Linked DNA regions of Homo sapiens: region 2 is linked to region 1. Evidence: read pairs that join two places in POLR2A ChIA-PET (ENCODE). Cell type or tissue: OCI-LY7. All regions are shown on one strand.

Region 1 (2,500 bases):
CCGGACTTTTTTTTTTTTTTTTTGAGACAGAGTCTCGCTCTGTCACCCAGGCTGGAGTGCAGTGGCTCAGTCTTGCCTCACTGCAACCTCTGCCTTCTGGGTTCAAGCGATTCTCCTGTCTCAGCCTCCTGAGTAGCTGGGATTATAGGCACATACCACCAGGCCCAGCTACTTTTTGTATTTTTAGTAGAGACGGGGTTTCACCATGTTGGCCAGGCTGGTCGCCAACTTCTGACCTCAGGTGATCCACCCACCTCGGCCTCTCAAAATGCTGGGATTACAGACGTGAGCCACCGCGCCTGGCCCAAGGCTGGCTTATTCTTTCAAAGCAACTCAGAGTGACTAGCACATCCCTAAGCGTGGCTCCATGCCATGTGCTGATGTGAGAACTCAGGGTAGAGCCCCATTTGCAGGCCTGAAGGGGACCTCCACTTGCCGGGTTGAGGCTGCAGCCAGCTAGAATTGAAGATGCTGAAGGACCTGTGACCATCGGAATGCTGGGTTTGGTCAGGGTCTTGGCATTCTTACTTGCAGCTGCCACTCCTAGACAAGAAGCCCAGCATGGGGGGTTGGCTCAGTGAACAGGGACTGTGTGTCCTGGAACCACAAACATTCCTTTAAGGAAGGAGAAGAACATTGCTGACTGCCTCCTGCCTTTTTTTTTTTTTTTTTGAGACAGGGTCTTGCTCTGGCACCCAGGCTGGAGTGCAACGGCATGATGGTAGATCCCTGCAGCATCCAACTCCTGGGCTCAAGTGACTCTCCCACCTTGGCCTCCCAAAGCACTGGGATTACAGGCGTGAGCCACCATGTTTGGCCCTAACTGGCCTTTTAGATGAGATAATGGGGCAGGCTGCAGCCTAGATGAGCCAGAAGGGACACTTGGCTGTTGGTTCCAAGCAGAAGGTAGTGAAGGTCCTACTCTGGGACTCCCATCAAAGCTCGATCATGAGGCTAGGTGCTGTGGCTCAAGCCTGTAACCTCAGCACTTTGAGAGCAAAAGAGGGAGGATTGTTGAGGCCAGGAGTTCGAGCCAGCCTGGGCACCATAGCCAGACCCCCATCTCTACAAAAATAAGTAAGTAAATAAATAAATAAATATTAAAGAAAAGATTCAATCATGGACTGTGGGGCATAGAATGACTCGACTCTCTCCTGCTCGGACCAGAGGTGAGAGAAAAGAAGTGAGCTTGCTTCTCCTGTTTCCAGCGTCTAAGATCCATCTACTGCTTGGAGGTAGAAGGAGAGAAAAATGAGAAAAGAAAGAGGAAGGAAGGTGGTGGCCGGGCGCAGTGGCTCACACCTGTAATCCCAGCACTTTGGGAGGCCAAGGTGGATGGATCACCTGAGGTCAGGAGTTCAAGACCAGCCTGGCCAACATGGTGAAACCACGTCTCTACTAAAAATACAAAAATTAGCTGGGCATGATGGCGGGAGCCTGTATCGCAGCTACTGGGGAGGCTGAAGTGGGAGAATCGTTTGAAGGGCAGGTGGGGGCTGCTTCGGAGGGTCTGCGGTGGATGGCTGCGCTGCCTACGCTCTTGGGCCCTGCTCCTCGGTGGGCCAACCCCTGCCTCTCTGCCAAAGCCACCAGCCTGTGCCAGGGATGGATCCTCGGGCTTCCCTGCCGCCCTGCTGGCCTGCCAGCCTCCGCGACAGCCTTTTTCTCGTTCTGCTCGTTTCTGAAGCTTCCATTCCAACGCTTTTTGCACAGATGCCTCATGCATCAGTCCAATGCTAAAAAGATGCAGTAAGTGAAATTTTTGCCATATGTTAATACACATGTTTCAGTTTCCATAAATGCTCAGTGTGGTTTTTATGGTACGCGGGATGGTGGTGTTTATACTGTTTTGAGGGGCTTTGAATTCAAATGTGCAAATGATTTTTTTACAAGATGTGATTCGAGGGAGAGCCACAGTTGGGGTCGCCTGCCATCCAGATGGAGGAGGCTTTCGGCTGTTTTGAGTCTGCCACTTGTGACTCTGGGTAAAACCCTTCCATCCCCCGGCACCCTCTTCCTCTTCCTGCTCCCATCGCTGTGTGCCCGGTCCCGGGCTGGTTGGAGGAGTTGACCAAGGCAAGGGTATTTGGGGATCAGGGTGTGTATCATACCCTGATGGACAATCATCCAGGCCCTCACATCCCAAGTGTGACCAGATAAGCTGGTGGGACTGGGAGGAGGGGATGTCACAAAGGAAGGAAGAGGAAGGAGGAAAAGTTGCAGAAGACTGAGGGGATCACTGGAGATGCCAAGGTGTCGGGTTGGCTGAGTGTGGGTTTGTATGAGGAAAAGCTGGAGGTAAGATAGGACGGGTGGAGGGGGGAGAGCTGGCCCAATCCAGCCTCCCCTCTCACCTCTGCCCGGCTAGTGCTGTAAGTACTGCAGGCGTGCTCACTGCAGCGTGGACAGACCTCCATGCCTTCATGCGAGACGCTCTCTCTGCAGAACCTCCTTCTCCCATTTTCCAAACCTGCAAAATCCTTCCTGATCTCTCAAGTTC
Region 2 (2,500 bases), 250 kb before region 1:
TCAAGCGATCTGCCTGTCTTGATCTCCCACAGTGCTAGGATTACAGGTGTGAACCACTGCACCTGGCCACTGTACCACAAGTTTTTTGACAAATATCATCACAGCCCACGTTATTTTGTATTGTGATCCTGTAGAAACATTTGGTCAAGAAGCATTATAATTTCCCTTTTAACTATATACTGTTCCAAAGGATGCATTTCTAAACGTGATACCATTATTTCCTTGGAGAAGTCAATCCTGTTACTTCCTCAACTAGATGATTTTCTATTTTTTTACACCAGGCTCCAGGACAAAAAATAATCAGATTCTTTACCAATCTTTTTTTTTTCCCACCTAAGACGGGGTCTGGCTCTGTCACCCAGGCTGGAGTACAGTGGCATGATCTCGGCTCACTGTAACCTCCACCTCCCGGGTTCAAGGGATCCTCTCACCTCAACTTCCCATGTAGCTGGGACCACAGGCATGCGCCACCACACCCGGCTAGTTTTTGTATTTTTCGTAGAGACAGGATTTCACTATGTTGCCCAGGCTGGTCTTGAACTCCCAGGTTCAAGCGATATGCCTGCCTTGGTCTCCTGAAGTGCTGTGGATTACAGGCGTGAGCCACCATGCCTGGCCACCAATCTCTTTTTATATAAATAAGGCTATCTGTGGTCAGCACCAATAATAGTCCGCCAGAGATAACCACGTCCTCATAGCTGGCGCCTGTGAATGTGTTAGATTGCAATGGTAAAAGGGGCTTTTGCAGATGGGATTATGTCAGGGATCATGAGTCAGGAGATGACCCTGGATTATCCAGGTGGGCCCAGTGTAATCCCAGTGCTCCTAGTAAGAGACAGGCAGGAGGCTCAGAGTCAGAGGAGATCTGAGGACCGACGCAGAGGTCGGAATGCTATAGGAATGCCGGCAGCGCGAGAGGCTGGAAACTGCCAGGAAACTGATTCTCCCCCAGAGCTTCTAATAGGAACACAACTCTGGCTGACACCTTGATTCCAGCCTGGGGAATCCATCCCACTTTGGACTCCTGAACTCGAGCACTGTCACATGATAAATTTCTGTTGTTTTAAGCCACTCGGCGCATGGCAGGTTGCGACAGCAGCAACAGGAAGCTAACACATCACCGCATTTCACCCACTGTGCTTTTCAGAAAGGTAGAGGACAACATATAACACAAAGGGTAACAAGGGAAAAGAGTGTGGAAGGCGTAAAGAATGATGGGGGAAGATTACTATGATCCCAGCAGGGTCCAGGGAAAACGACCATGGGGCCTGGCACACAGTGGGGACTCAAAAGACATGGAAAGGGTGCATGAGGGAATGAATGGAAGAATAGCTATGGCTGGGCACGCTGGCTCACACCTGTAATCCCAGCACTTTGGGAGGCTGAGGCAAGTGGATCACCTGAGGTCAGGAGTTTGAGACCAGCCTGGCCAGCATGACGAAACCCCATCTCTACTCAAAATATAAAAATAAGCTGGGCGTGGTGGTGCATGCCTGTAGTCCAGGTTACTCAGGAGGCTGAGGTGGGAGGATCGCTTAAACCGCGGAGGCAGAGGCTGCAGTGAGCTGAGACTGCACCAATGCCCTCTAGCCTGGGTGACAGAGTGAGACTCTGTCTCAAAGAAAAAACAAAAAAAGGCTTAACAAGGGCTCAGATTCAGAGGGGAAGGAGACAAGTCAGATGAGGTCATGGAATGAGAAAGCTGGTGTGGCTGAGAGATTTCAGACTGTAGCAGAGAAATGGAAGAGGGCAGAGCTGGATGGAGGAGAGCAGGGGGCTGGGGCGCAGGGGCAAGGCCAGGCCCTGAATGGCAGTGTGCCTTAGCAGGCATGCTCCTGGGTTACCCCCAACCCTGCCAACCTGGCACAGGGCCAGCCTCACGCAAACACCAGCTCTGAGAAGTACAGGAGATGATACAATTATTTCTATATTCTGTTACAGCATTCCAGAAAGGCAGAAGGGCTATGCCTTTTATCATGTCCTTAAATAAAGCAAACTCCTCTCACCCTATCCATGTATTTTTTTCCCTTTTGAGCATATTCATGTCTCCTAACAGACCTACAAAAATAACCTTTTTGATATTAAAGCTACGTGTGTTTGTACACACACTCACGCACGCACACATATTTAAAGACAGTTGAAGAGGGAAAAACCACTACATACTCACACGTATCATACACAAACTGATATATATGTACTTCAAGCTGCCAGCCAAAAATCACTCATTCTAATTTCATCTTTGGCAGTTTGAGAAATTCCCGATCCAATTCTGCTGCCTGCAAATATTATTCAGTTTTGTACTAAACTAAGAAGAAAGATACAAAGATGTTCAATTCTGGCCAGGCACGGCGGCTCACGCCTATAGTCCCAGCACATTGGGAGGCTCCCCACCTCAACCCGGGTGGTTGAGGCTGCAAGTGAGCCAAGATCATGCCATTACACTCCAGCCTGGGTAACAGAGAGAGACTCTGTCTCAAAAAAGATGCTCAATTCTGACCCA

What was found. Peaks named below come from ENCODE experiments on the same cell type or tissue, not always from the same donor. Only the 100,000 strongest peaks of a DNase experiment are listed, where the experiment ranks them.
Region 2: POLR2A ChIA-PET joins it to region 1 with 6 read pairs; 2 of 35 experiments call an interaction of 5 or more read pairs at or near these places.

The regions. Positions count from the first base shown.
Region 1 is chr7:101,777,487-101,779,986 of GRCh38, reverse strand. No RefSeq gene overlaps it. Among named protein-coding and RNA genes, the nearest start is that of CUX1, 39 kb to the left of the region's middle. In OCI-LY7, no CTCF peak of the experiment used is centred here; no DNase peak of the experiment used is centred here.
Region 2 is chr7:102,023,463-102,025,962 of GRCh38, reverse strand. The region is part of intron 2 of CUX1 (cut like homeobox 1); the gene reads right to left. Among named protein-coding and RNA genes, the nearest start is that of CUX1, 210 kb to the right of the region's middle. In OCI-LY7, no CTCF peak of the experiment used is centred here; no DNase peak of the experiment used is centred here; H3K27ac peaks cover 1,357 bases.